3 separate regions of the Homo sapiens genome follow, and regions 2 and 3 are each linked to region 1. The links are chromatin loops, found by intact Hi-C in ENCODE. Cell type or tissue: GM12878. All regions are shown on one strand.

Evidence for each region. A loop is a pair of places that touch in the nucleus more often than their neighbours do. Peaks named below come from ENCODE experiments on the same cell type or tissue, not always from the same donor. Only the 100,000 strongest peaks of a DNase experiment are listed, where the experiment ranks them.
Region 2: it touches region 1 in a loop (12-fold over the local background); 1 of 110 quality-filtered maps calls a loop at or near these places.
Region 3: it touches region 1 in a loop (2.3-fold over the local background); 1 of 110 quality-filtered maps calls a loop at or near these places.

What each region holds. Positions count from the first base shown.
Region 1 is chr4:166,659,658-166,664,657 of GRCh38, forward strand. No RefSeq gene overlaps it. Among named protein-coding and RNA genes, the nearest start is that of SPOCK3, 570 kb to the right of the region's middle. RefSeq lists an enhancer at 2,831-2,890. In GM12878, no CTCF peak of the experiment used is centred here; a DNase peak (open chromatin) is centred at 2,674; H3K27ac peaks cover 2,595 bases.
Region 2 is chr4:166,837,400-166,842,399 of GRCh38, forward strand. The region is part of intron 6 of SPOCK3 (SPARC (osteonectin), cwcv and kazal like domains proteoglycan 3); the gene reads right to left. Among named protein-coding and RNA genes, the nearest start is that of SPOCK3, 390 kb to the right of the region's middle. RefSeq lists an enhancer at 2,251-2,550. In GM12878, no CTCF peak of the experiment used is centred here; DNase peaks (open chromatin) are centred at 2,072 and 2,422; H3K4me3 peaks cover 381 bases; H3K27ac peaks cover 1,703 bases.
Region 3 is chr4:167,097,711-167,102,710 of GRCh38, forward strand. All of the region lies in intron 2 of SPOCK3 (SPARC (osteonectin), cwcv and kazal like domains proteoglycan 3), which reads right to left. Among named protein-coding and RNA genes, the nearest start is that of SPOCK3, 130 kb to the right of the region's middle. In GM12878, no CTCF peak of the experiment used is centred here; a DNase peak (open chromatin) is centred at 2,621.

The DNA of each region.
Region 1 (5,000 bases):
AATCTTGTTAATGGGCTCATGAGAAAACTAGAGAGCAAGGAAGGCCAAAGGTGATGTCATGATAAGGGAAGAAATGCCATTTTCAATAGTGTAGACAGACAGCCAACTTTTGGGTTGATATTTGAATGAAGACCTAAAAAAGATGAGAGGGTGAGCTATAGGATATTCATTTGAAACTTTTATTTATTTTATTTTATTTAATTTTTTGAGAGAGGGTCTTGCTCTGTCACCCAGGCTGGAGTGCAATGATACAATCATGGCTCACTGCAACCTCAACCTCAACTTCCCAGGCTCAAGCGAGCCTAGGACTACAGTTGTGAGCTCCCATGCTTGGCTAATTTTTGTAGTTTTTGTAGAGACTGGGTTTCACCATGTTGCCCAGGCTGATCTCAAGGTCCTGGGCTTAAGCGATCTGCCTGCCTTAGCCTCCTAAAGTACTAGGATTAGAGGCGTGAACCACCACCCCCAGCCAATATTGGCTTTCAACAAGGTACCTAGACAATTACTGCATGACTTCAAGGAAAAAATACATTTATTTAGCTAGGATTAACTAGATCACTTTAGCTGCTAAATTGAACATAAATGAAAAGGGATAATAGTAGAAGTTAGGGAGAATAGATATGAAGCCCTTCCAATCATCTACAATACATGGAATGATAGATTAGAGAAGAGTAGTAGCAGTAGGGGTTAAAAAATAAATTGGATTCTGGACAGATTTTGAAGATAAAACCCACAGAATATGGCAAGAAAGAGAGGAGATCAGAACACTCCACATTTCGGTCTGAGCTACAGGCTGAATGTTGTTGCCATTTACTGAGTTTGACAAACTGTTAGAGTAACAGGGTTGGCAATTAAATATCAGAAGCTCATTTTAGGAAATGTTAGGTTTTAGAAGTAGTAGATTTAAACAATTCTAGTTAGTCAACTCATGCAAAGGTACCAAGCAGGCAGTTGATATTTTGTCCTGATGATCAGGGGAGAAGAGCTGGCTAGTGGTATTTATTTGGTGGCCTTAAGCACATAGATTACACTTACTACCTTGAGGCTGGATGAAATAACCAAGGGGGAGAGTATAGTGAGGGAAAAGAGATGAGATTTAAGAACTGAGCTGTGGGGAACTCCGACATTTAGACAATACAGCGAAAGATCTGGAAAGTAAGACTGTGCTAAAGCAGCAACAGAAGTAAAAAAGAAACCTGAGAACGTTTTCTCAGAAAATAAGGGAAGAAAGAATTTGAAAAAGGAGAGAGATCATTGTGTCTACCACCTACTATTCCATCATAAACAACAGTAGATGTCCTCTGCATACCAAATTTTAATATAGAACTTTTATCTTTCAGTTCTAAGTAATTTCTAAGTCTCATTTTTTTCTTTGACTCATGAGTTATTTAAAAGCATGCTTGTAAGTTTCCAAATATACATGAATTTTCTTTATTATTTTTATCTTAATTGTTTAATAATAAAAAACTTAAGCCTATTTTCAGGGCTGGCGTTCAGCCAGTATCACATGACAGGATGTATAGTCATCCCTCAGTATCTGAGGAATTGGTTCCAGGACCCCCTCTGATACCAAAATCTGTGGATGCTCAAATCCCTCACATAATGGCATCATATTTGCATATAACTTACACACATCCTCCCATATACTTTAAATCATCTCTAGATTACTTATATCTAATACAATGTAAATGCTTTGAAAATAATTGTTATACTATATATTTTAATTGCTTTTTAAAAAATATTTTCTATCTATGGTTTGTTAAATCTGTGGTGGGAAAGCCACAGTTATGCAAGAGCTGACTGTATTACTTTATAATTATTAATCAAGCATTCATCTAAGTGGTCAGTCATCTTTTGAAATTTATCAGCCCCATGGTGTAACAGTTGATAAATATTTTGAATATTACCTCTATCTGTATGAAACTGTTCTTTGAACTTTGTTGGGATTTGCTTAATGGTCTAGTGCAGGATTAATTTTTGTAAATGTTCTAGATTTCCTTGAGAAGAACATGTAGTCTCTAATAAGCTCCATTCATATTTTATAATTGCATTAGATTAAGCCTGTGTATTGTGTCCAAATATTCTATAACCATTGGTTTTTTGTCTCTTTTATTTTTTTAATTATTTTATATTTATTTGTTTTGGGGATATAGACAGGGTCTCATTATATGGAAAAAGTTATGGTAAAACATCCAACAATAGAAGGAAATTTATCAATTGCTCTCTCTAGTTTAATTAGTTTTTATTCCATGTACTATCAGAAATTCATGTGTCTTAAATTGTTAAATCTTTTGTCTCACTAATGCTCTTAAAATTAGTTAGTGGTATTCTCTATATCTAATAATGATGCATTTTTTCTTATAGTCTACCTTTTGTTTATATTTACGTGGATACACCCACTTGATTGCTTGTGCCAACAAATACCTTATATAATCAGATAAAAATTCCCTCAGTAAAAAGAAAATGTTAGCCTTGTTTCCAAAATTATTTAGGCAAAACAATGTTAACCAAAGACAAGAAAAAATTGAATATAAATGAAAACAATCAAAAAAGAAAGTCAGTGAAAACTAACCTACAATGACTCTTGGTATTGAAATTAGTATACTGACTATTGTTAAAACACACCTCAGCAGACAAACACAATGAACTCTCTGGCTAAAAAGAGACATACTGAAACTACAAAACAGAACCAAATGGCCACGACAGGGTGAGAAGCTGGTCATATATCCCTGGGCTCACAAAGAAAATACATGTCACTACCTGTCACAAGGTTTTTATTCCTGTAATTAAGCAGAACCGATTTCTCAAAAACATGTCAAAACAGCTACGGCTGAAAATTCCCCAACTGACCTCAGACAGAACACCTGGTGGTGGCTGACTGACCACCTGGAACCTGCTAATTAAAAAACTTGTAGCTTCCTGCTTAAAGACCACCCAATGCAGGCTTTTCTCCTTACCATTCTGATACCTTCTCCTGCTTTGCAGTCCTGCCACAACTTTCAATAGACTAAGGATGAGCCTTACAAACTTTCTTTCATGATAAACTGCCACAAATCTCCAGCCAGTTTCCACTGGCTTATAGAGGATATGCAAAAACCTCCTTTGTGCCCAGTAGTTCACCATATGACATATTGAGCCAAAATCTCCCTTATTTTGATATTGAAATCCCACTGCAAAGTGAATGTAGAATGTATGCTACATACGTTAAGCTGTTACACAAGTGCTTAACTTCCCTCAAAAATATACATAGATTTTTCACAAACTCCTCCACAAATCTCTTGGTTTTTTTTGTTAACACTGTAAAGCAAGTATGCTTAAAATGTTTAGTAAATTAACTGTTAAAAATGAATAATTTTGGCTGAGAACTGGAAACTATAAAAAGGAAATTACACTTTTTTTCTTTTTAAAGAGCTGAATTGAAACTCTGGCCAAAAAAAAAAAAAAAAAGAAAAATTAACCAAAATTAAGAACTCCATGAATGATGTTATAAGATACATTGTATCCTCCAAAAAAAGAAACGTTGAAGTCTTATTCCTCAGTATTCAGAATGAGATATTTAGTGAAAACAGTATCGTTTCAAAGGCAGTCAAGTTAAAATGTGCTCATTAGAATAGGCCCTGATACATATTGCTGGATTCCTTAAAAAAGAAAGATTTGGACACAAAGAGAACCATAAGTGGAAAACAATGTAAAGCACAGGGAGAAGACAGTCATCTAAAAGCCAAGAAATACCTGAGGCTACCTGTGTGTCTAAATACCCAGTTTGCAGTCCTAGAAAAATAATACAATATTTGTATTTGGTCGGTGCACCAACCTTATATAACTGCGTATTACACAGAACTGAAGAGATAATTACCAACATGGGAGAGAACTTACAGTAATCCATCTGTAATAAAGGAGAGAGTTTCAAAATAATGAAACAAGAGAAGATAAAAGATATAGAGAATATAGTGAGAAGTACTAAAAATAATGTTCGATTATAGCCCTACTAGCAGAAAATATAGAAAATAGGAGAAGTAATATTTGAAGAAATAATGACTAAGGTTTTCAAAAACTGATGAAGGCCAATAATCCAAAAATTCAAGATGTTTAATGAAACACAAGCAAGATGAATGAAAGTAAAGCTTTAAAAAACTGTAGTAAAACAGCAAAACCCCTAAAGCAAAAAATAAAAATAAAAAAATAAAAGCCACATTTGTAACAATAAAGCAATTTAAAAGTCTCATAAAAATACTTCTCAATATGTTTTGTAAGAGACAAGCACGGGTAATAAGAAAGATATTCAATGTCCTAACTGAATGTATCTTCTGTCTTAAAAATCAACACTTCCTCCAGAATCTTTATAAAATAATAGTAAATAAAAATCATCTTCTAAAAAATAAAAACAGGAAATTATGAAGATATCCTTAATTAGAGGGTGAGATTCTCAGAAGCATTGTTGGAGATGCATAAAGGAATAAAAATAGAAAACTATTAGATAATGGTAATAAATGTAAGTAGGTATTTGAATAAATTTAATAAACAGTATCTACATAATCTTTCTATATATACGCATATATAATCAGAAAACACAAGAACAATAACGTAAGTCATGAAGTTAAAGTATTCTAATTTACTTGCTGTCTTCTTTTCCAAAAGGAGTATAAAATTCCTATCATCATGATACCTTTATTAGTAGAGAATAAAACTTGTCAGGGTAGTGTAAGAGACTTGGTATATATATGAATATGTATGTCTATATATGAATATATACGAATATATATATGAATATGTATGTCTATGAATATATATGAATATATGTATATATGAATATATGTGTATATATATGAATATATATGACTACATATGAATATATATATATGAATATATATGACTATATATGAATATATATATAAGAATATATATATGACTCTATATATACGAACATATATGACTCTATATATACGAATATACATATGACTATACATACGAATATACATATGACTATACATACGAATATA
Region 2 (5,000 bases), 180 kb after region 1:
CTCCAGTGATCCTCTTGCCTCAGTCTCCCAAAATACTGGGATTAAAGGCATGAGCCACCACACCTGGCCTGTATAGCTTTTTACTGCTTGCTCTAGCCATTACATTATATATACAAAGCATCAATAGATTGCACTGATATTATCATTTCACTAGTTGTAAAGAACTATAGAAATTGTACTTCCCATTACATCACTTTACCTTCCCTTATGTGAGATATAACGTCGTAAATATTTCTTTATCCTGTGGACATTTAGAATCACGTTAGACAGTTATAATGTTTGCTTCTATCCTCAAACATAATTTAGAACACTCAATAGGAAAAGGAAAGTCAATTTTATTGACTTTTACTTTTTTGTACCATGTCCTTTCTTCCTTTCTGATGTTTCAATATTGTTTCCTTTAGCATTTTCTTTCTTTTTTCCAGACTTTCCTATAGTTATTCTTTTATGGAAGCTGTGGTTGCTACAAATTTTCTTAGGTTTCCTTCATCTGAAAATGTTTTGATGTTCCCTTAATTCTTGAAAGATATTTTCACTTGACAAAGGATTCTGGGTTGACAGTTCTTTTCTTTCATCTCATGATATATATCGTGTTGCTTTCTTCTTGCCCTCATCGTTTCTAATGTTATGTCCATTGCCAAACAAATTGTTTTTCCTTTATAGATAAATGTTGTTTTCCTCTCATTGTTTCCCAGATTCTTTCTTCATCTTTAGTTTTGCAGAAGTTTGACTTTGATTTGTCTTGGTGTGGATTTCTTTAGCTTTATCTTGTTTGGGGTTTGCTCAGCTTCTTGAATTAGTTTATGTCATTTGTCAAATGTGCCATTTTCCACTGTTATTTTCTCAAAAACTTTTTCAGCTCCACTTGGTTTTCCTTTTCTGTCAAAGACTCAAATGACATAAATGTTAGGTCTTTTGTGGTAGTCTCACAGATGCCTAAGGATCTGGGTGTTTTTGTTGTTTTTTGTTTTGGTTTATTTACTCTGTGTTGCTTAGATTGTATAATTTTATTACTCTATCTTTAAGTTCACTGATTATTTTTTCCTTTGTCTCCTACACTATGCTACTGAGTCAATCCATTGAGTTTTTTATTTTGGTTTTTATATTTTTTAATTCCAGAATTTCCGTTGGTTATTTTTTTACATTTTCCATTTCTTTGCTGAGACTTTCTATTGCTTTGCTGGGACTTTAGAAAAACTATTTGTTTCAAGTATGTTCATACTTGGTTACTGAAATATCTTTATCATTGCTACATTAAAATCCTTGTCATAGACCGGGTGTGGTGGCTCACGCCTATAACCCCAGAACTTTTGGGAGGCCGTGAGCGGATCACAAAGTCAGGAGATCGAGACTATCCTGGCTAATACAGTGAAACCCCACCTCTAATAATAATAATAATAATAAATTCAAAAAATTAGCTGGGCGTGGTGGCAGACACCTGTAATCCAGCTACCTGGGAGGCTGAGGCAGGAGAATCGCTTGAATCCGGGAGGCGGAGGTTGCAGTGAGCCGAGATTGTGCCACTGCACTCTAGCCTAGGCAACAAAGCAAGACTCCATCTTAAAAAAAAAAATCTTTGTCATATAGTTCTAACATATCTATCTTATGAGGATTAGTGTCTGTGGTTACATTTTTCATTCAGTCTGTTGTCTTCCTGGTTGTTGGAATGATGAGCAGCTTCCTACTGAAACCTAGACATTTGGGGTACTAATTTGTAAGACTCTGGATCTGATTCATAGTTCTATTTTAGTTGGCTTTTTCTGACACTGCTCTGGCAGAAGTCAGAGGGCCACCATCTCATTACTGCCAGGTGGTGTCAGAAGCCTGCTTCACTGTTTCATCACTGTTGACCCTGAGGAGTTGTGCCTCCTGGTTATGGATGAGTGAGAGGGGAGTTCTTATTCCTTAGTAGGCCACCACTCATATGGAATGTCTCATTGTTGTTGCTAAAATTACCTCCACTGACAACAGGAAGAAGGGGTCTCATTACCACTGGGTGGTAGTGAAAGTCTTGACTTTCCACTAGACTTCCTCTTATACCACTCTGTTTGGTAGTTAGATAGACATTAGCACAGGGTAAGAGAAGAGGGCAAAAAAGGCTGTCACTAAGGCAGACCATGGCCAGCCCACTTAAGGAGAGTCCCAGAACTGCCCTAACTCCACACTAATGGATGAAGTTCCTGGTAAAGTCTGTGGCCAGCACATCACGGAGAACGAAAAACTAGGGAAAATCTCTTAAAATGGCACAGGTCAAGTAACATAGAACTGTGTCCTCAAGTTCACCCTAAGCTCATTTACCATCATTATAATCAATTTACATGTGGTTTTACCTCCTGCCTGTGGGCTTTTCTTAACAAATTATGGGTATGAATGTGCACAGTTTAATTTTAGCTATATAACCATAAACTGCCAATCAAATGCCATCATCCTGTCACTCAGACACAGCCCAAACCACAACTCTTCCCCAGAAAACCCCCATAAAAGTCCCCTGGGTTTTGTAAAGAGGGGCTAATTTCACTTCGGGGAAATCTGTCCACTCTCCCTCTGAGGGTGTATTACTGTGCTTCAATAAACTTTGCTTTGAGCTTGCGTTTTAGTGTTTGCAATTCTTTGCTAACTATCACAAGAACTGAGATTGGTGGCCCAGAGCTTCAGCTCCATTGACCTCCTCAGTTAAAGGGTCTATCCCAATGCAGAATTCCCAGTAATATCTTCAGTAGGAAAAAGTAGTGGTACCTCATTATCTCCAGCGGAAGTGAAATCTAAGTTCTCCGTATGATTTGTATTGACACTTGAGTGTAGGGAGACTCATTTCCACCTAGTGGAGAGGAAAATTCCAGCTCCCTACACAGCATTTTTTCATAGTACTTTGGGACATAGTTGAGGTGCTTCACAATCACTTGAAAATGCTGAAAGTACAGGTTCCCCATTCAGCCTTCTCTGATTTGGGTGAATATCGTCTACATTATTTTTAAAATCTTATTTAGATGCAAGAGAGCAATTATTGTCTAAAGGTTTCTCTCTTCCTAGCTTTACCTGTCCTTGCCCTTTGGCTACAAAGAGAAAAGGGTTTAGTTGGACTTTTCTGTTTGTTTATCTGTGCTCATCATATCTGATGTTTCTGGGCTTTCTAGTTTTTGGGTTTTCTAGTTTGTCAGCTCCAAGTCTTGTTTATACAATGCAAATAAAATAAAATAAAATAAACCAGGGAACTCACCTATTCCTTGGTTCCTGAGGTCCCTAGCTAGTTGTCCACCTTCTCCCTACATTTCAGACTCATGATTTTCAGACACATAATTTTCAAATTTCTAGTTGCACTTAAGAGAAGGAATAGGAAAAGCTATGTCTAATTCATCTTCCCAGAAGCAAAAGTTTTTTTTTTTTTTTTTTTTTTTTTTAGATGCAGTCTCGCTCTGTCGCCCAGGCTGGAGTGCAGTGGCGCAATCTCGGGTCACTGCAAGGTCCGCCTCCCGGGTTCATGCCATTCTCCTACCTCAGCCTCCCGAGTAGCTGGTACTATAGGTGCCCGCCACCACGCCCGGCTAATTTTTTGTATTTTTCGTAGCGACGGGGTTTCACCGTGTTAGCCAGGATAGTCTCGATCTCCTGACCTCATGATCCGCCAGCCTCAGCCTCCCAAAGAGCTAGGATTACAGGCGTAAGCCCCCACGCCCGGCCCGCAGAAGTTTTTTTTTACTAATTTTAGAGTGATTCTTTGAGAGGAAAGAAGCAAGCCTAAGTGTTGTGGGTCTGAAGTTTACCTCTTCAATTATTGGAGACCGACATAAACACGCTAGAAACGTGGGTGCAAAAACGCTTTAAGGAGCTGTGGCAATTTAACTGAAGGTCAGTTATCAATTCCTAATTTCTTCAATCATTTCCATTTCTGTCTGTGGAGTTCCAGATGTTAGCCATACCAGTAGGATGTCACAGAATAAGAATAATAAGTGTAGATGCAAGCAAAAGAAAAACAATTTCACATAGACTTATAGAATTACAAATTGTCATTTTACAATAATTTTTAAAAAAATTTCTTAAAGTAAGAAAAAAAGATTATTTTACATTATGCACTGGCTTCTATTGTTAAAAAATAAGGAATCATTCTCTGCTTCTTCCAAATTTAAACCTATTTAGTTTTCTTGTACTTTCTAGCTCTTATTTTTGTGTCTGTCACTTTTCACTAGTTCTTATAAATATGGCCTTCCTTAATTTGCTTTCATTTCTTACTATGGAAAATTATAAAAATGTCCATAAATGCCCTTTTGCATACATGTTATTGCAAAGTAATATTACAAATCTTCCCCTGTGCCTGTGGAAGGCAGAATTCTAAGAACTTCTCCAACACTCCTACCTCCTGCTCTGTACAGCCTATATGATGCCTTCTTGAGTACGAGCAACATCAGTGACTATGATGAAATATTTCTCCCATTGTGTCTAAAATCGTTGGGTTCTTGGTTGCACTGACTTCAAGAATGAAGCCGTGGACCCTTGCGATGAGTGTTACAGTTTTTAAAGATGGTGTGTCTGTAGTTTGTTCCTTCTGATGTTCGGACATGTTTGGAGTTTCTTCCTTCTGGTGGGTCTGTGGTCTCGCTGGCTTCAGGAGTGAAGCTGCAGACCTTCTCAGTCAGTGTTAAGGCTCTTAAGGCGTTGCGTCGGGAATTGTTCATTCCTCCGGGTGGGTTTGTGGTCTCCCTGGCCTTAGGAGTGAAGCTGCAGACCTTTGCAGTGAGTGTTATAGCTCATAGAGGCAGTGCGGACCCAAAGAGTGAGCAGCAGCAAGATTTATTGCAAAGAACAAAAGAACAAAGCTTCCACGGTGAGGAAGAGGACTTCAGCACGTTGCTTTTGCTGGCTCTGGCAGCCTGCTTTTATTCCTTATCTGGCCCCACCCATATCCTGCTGATTGGTCCATTTTACAGAGAGCTGATTGGTCCATTTTACAGAGAGCTGATTGGTCCCTTTTGACAGGGTGCTGATTGGTGCATTTACAATCCCTA
Region 3 (5,000 bases), 440 kb after region 1:
GAAAACAAATCATTTCACCAAAAAGACATGCACACTCATGTCATCACAACACTATTCACAATAGTAAAGCCATGGAATCAATGTTGGTGATCATCAGTGGTGGAATGGAAAAAGAAAATGTGATACATATACACTATGGAATACCATGCAGCCATAGAAAAGAATCAAATCATGTCATTTGCAGCAACATGGATGCAGCTGGGGCCCATTATTCTAAGCAAATTAACACAAAAACAGCAAACTAAATAATGCATAATTAACCTTAATCTTTTAGTGTGCTTGTGTCTCTGGCCTGTGACCTTCATAAATGTGTCCCCTGTGGTATAGCTTCCTTCCTAACACCTTATCTTAGGTGTGACAGAAAACCTAGAGTATCTATTAGCGGCAGGAATGCCTTTATCCCAGACCTGTGACGCAACTCTTATAAGGTCTTTTCTACTGGAAACTAAGTCTTGTTGTGGAGAATATTCTAAGTGTTTTTAGCCATGATTACTCTTCCCCTCCACCTGCTAGAACCAAGAAGGAATCTTTCTCAGAGATTTACTATGAGAACCTGCTGGAAATTCCAGAGATGAAACACAGAATAAAGTGGGTTCTTCCTGCTAAGACTGCAGACTTATAGGGCTTGCCCAATCTCTGCCTAGTCTTCATTCACTCTCCAACAATTTTTCTTGATTAATTTTTAAATGTTCCTAGAACTTTGTGACTCAGTGGCTTCTGCTGCAGGTAAGGAGATATAAACTATCTATCTCTCCATCTAATCTATCTATTATTTATTTAAATTCCTTCTTTTTACTTTTAAAATTTTCAAAAATAATGCCCCACTTAGGAAAGTATTCCATATTTACAGAACTAATCTTGATGTACAGCTCTTATTGTCTCACAGCCTTGTTTAAAATCTTCAAAGATTCTCATCACCTACAGAACAAAGTCCAACGATTTTCCAACCTTGTTTTTTTTTCTGTTTCACATCTCTGATTCTCCCACTCAGCTTATTTTTCTGTTCCCAGCATTTTAATTAACTCGCTTTATCATCTCTTTGTTGGTGGGTTAACTCTCACTCTTTGATACTGTCTTCAACTCCAAAAACTATCTAACCTTTGATAAGCATCTTCATGCCAAATATTCCAAAAAGCCTCTCCAGATTCCCCAGAAGAAACTATGCCTTTTTTTTCAAAATGCCTGTAACATTTTATCTATCACTTTCTGATGTATGGCTCCTTATCTAACAAGCTTATGCTTATTTATCTTATGAATTATTTACTTTATTGGAATTTATGCACCTAGAAGGAAGGGATCAGCATCTAATCCATCTTCATATGCTCCAGGGCACCAAGTACAGTAAGTCTGTCACATAGGATGTGTAGAATCATTATGTAGTAAATGAATAAAAATATAATAGTTGTTTTTGATTCTTTCTCGAGATTTTTCCCATTCATTTGTATTATACTTTTTATAGTTAATATATACAATTATATTTGTGAATCTCGGTTAATGTATTAAAAGCATAAAACTGCAAGATTTTAACATTTTCTTCATTTTTTAGTAGTTTTATGATTTTAAGTTATTTATATATTTTAAAATATTGGAATTAAATATAGCAGATCTAACAGCATATATAATTCCTGATTTCCTACTGAAGTGGCTGTAAAGGCACAAAATATGAATACACAAGGAAAAATATAATGATCATTTTGATATATCAAAATAATCTTTTCTTGTTGAAAATTAGATGCACATGTGACAAATAACTTAGATCAGAGGTACGTGAAATTTAATACCTGCAAAAGTTGGAGATAATGAAAAACAAGCATATTTGACACACAAATTTCTGTAAAGGCTCAGAAATTGGTGGCATATACCCAAAGCTATACTTTATGCGTATCTTTCACGTTTACATAATAAATGCAAAGTTTCTCTTAATCATAATTTCTTCATTTCATTACTTTCTGAAACCACCAGGTACATAAGCAGTAGTTATTTAAAATTTGTTATTTTTTATACTTTTTAAAAAATTTTAAAAGAACACTGGGTTGGCATTTAATGGACTTCAGTTTGAATCATGTCTGTCACTGTCTGTAATTTTTCCTTTTCTCTGCTCAAGTTTCCCTTTTTGAATGATTAACCTATTACTTCACAGAAAAACTGATATTACTATTCAAACGCATCTTGGTAAAGCATTGAAGAGCTTTTCAAAATTGAAGTATAATTTGACACATTAATTTCTTTCTTCATGACAATTATGTACAATTTGGTCTGAGCTATCACAATAACTAACATCACTTAGGCTTCACTTTTTATTTATAATATGTTCAGAAGTTATTTATTCTCACATTTGATGTGAATTAAGCTTGGATCACTAAGACATGTCTATCCTTTTTAAAAGTAATGAATACCAAACTCTCACTATCAATTTACTTCCTATAAAATATTTTATTTCCATCAATAAATAAAGCAACCAAGGTGTAATTTGCCAAGGCCTCTTATCTCAGTAATTTCAAATGCCATGTAACATAGGCAGCTATTGTTAGACGTCCTCTCTTTCTCTGACTGACTGACCTAACCAGCTGACTCTATTCAGTAGCTGCCAGCTTTCTCTTTTCTGTTACTAAAAGTGACTCACTGCTTGCTTAGCTCAGTAATCAAAAACATCCTGAAGGTATCTCTTCCACTTTCCTTTCTGTGTCTGTCTCTGTCTCTCTCTCTCTCTCTTCTCTCTTTCTTTCTCTCTGTCTCTCTCTCTCTCTCACACACACACACCCACATTCTCTCTCTCTCACACACACACACACACAACCCTCATTCTCTCTCAGAAAATTATTTCTTATATTTATTAATCAATGTAGAGTCAATCTCACCCTCCCATCTTATCCCTTCTGCATTAAAAATATGCACAAATAATTAGGATATAAAATATCAACTGAAAAGCAATGGATTTACATAGAATAAAAATATTAAAATATTCTTAAAAGAGTTTTGATGATTCTATTTTATTGTATGCTAATTATTTAAATGTTGGTTAATTTATAAGTAGATAATCTCAGTTAAGCAAAATACCATCAATCAAATCATTATATTCCCAAATCCAATTATTCCCAAACAAGTAATCACTTGCACATTCTAGAATATATTTCTGTGAAATAGAGAGTGTTATACAAATCTTTCTAGTTTCTTATGTTTGCATAATGAGTTTCTAGGATTTAAACCCCAAATGTGTTACCATCACTCTCAAATTTCATTCAGTTATATAACACCCCTATATATATCCTGGAACCCATGCATGGTAATTCATTGAAACTCATGGTCAGTTTTGGTGAAACTTCCTACATCTTTAGTCTCGACATTCTCATTAATATTTTTCACTAATTGAAACTGGCTCTGTACTAAGGATACTGCTTTCCCTAATGTTCTCTTAAGTGGTGGCTGTTTTCTTTATTACATTCTTCCTGCAAAGGCCTAGACATGGAGTAGGTGTCCATCTGACTTCTCAAGAACTGTCACAGGGCCTGCTAGTCATTTCTAAGCTCTTTCTCCCTCCCACTTCCCCAAAATTTTATGGCTTTGGTTCTCCAAACCCTTCTTGTTGTACTCACTAACTTTCTCCCTAATTATAACCTTTTTTAGACTCGTTAGTCTCCCTACTTATTCCCTGAGACTGACTTAATGATAATTTCTCCACAACCACTCTCATCAAAATCCTTGGTAATTTCATTATCCACACTGATGACTTTCAGTCCTGGCCTCTCAGCTGCTTGTCCTCTTCTTCAATGTATGGTTCTCTACATACCTCAGAAACTCACATGATCATATTATGCTTGCTAATTACCAATAAGTGCTATGATCTATGCTTGTTAATTACCAATAAGTGCTATTTATTTAAGAACTCAATGGAAACATCCTCCTCACCAACCACTACTCCTATCTCTCCAGGTTGTTTCCTTCAATATGCTAATTCTCTAAATGCCTAAGACTCACCAGTATCTTCAATTCATAATTCTTACTCTTTTTTTTTTTTTTTTTTTTGAGACAGAGTCTTGCTCTGTCACCAGGCTGCCAGGCTGGAGTGCAGTGATGCGATCTTGGCTCACTGCAACCTCCACCTCCCAGGTTCAAGCAATTCCCCTGCCTCAGCCTCCAAAGTAGCTGGGACTACAGGTATGCACCACCATGCCAGGCTGAGTTTTTTTTTTTTAGTAGAGATGGGGTTTCACCATGTTGACCTCGTGATCTGCCCGCCTTGGGCTCCCAAAGTGCTGGGATTACAGGCATGAGCCACTGCACCTGGCCCTCTTACTTTTTTTTTTCTTTTCATTTTTTGTAGCCTAAAATCTAAATAAGCAAGAGTGTCATAACTTGGATCCTTGTGGGTTGAAATAACCACTTTATTTGTGTACCTAAGCTGAAATGAGAACAAGTGGAGACTGGGAAGAGGAAGCCTTATAAGGAGATCAGATTGAAACCTCAGGTAACAAGATAGATTACAGGTGACATCTCTTTTTTCAGCTGTTATTTGGAATGACCTCATAATAAAGCACAAAGATCAGGCCTCAGTAGACAACAACCTAAAGTTTAAATATTCTAGAGAACATTCCAGATGGGGCAGACCAACATGGCTAAATAGAAGCCTTCACCAGTTTCCTCCCTTCCCCTGCAGGAACAGCAATTTAACATCTACACAAAGAAAGCACCTTCATAAGAACCAAAAATCAGGTGAGCAATCACATTACCTGGTTTTACTTCATATCACCAAGAAGCACTGAAGATGGTAAAAAAGACAGTATTGAACTGCTTATACTACTCCTCCCCCATCCTCAAGCAGTGGCCTCCATGGCGTGGAGAATATGTGTTCTCTGGGGAGACACAGTACAGTGATTGTGGAACCCAGTGCTGCTGAACTCATTGCCCTGAACTCAGTACTGCTCTGTCATGGTGAAAATCAGAACTGGGCTAAACTCAGCCAATGCCCACACACAAAGGGAGCATTTAAACCACTCCTAGCT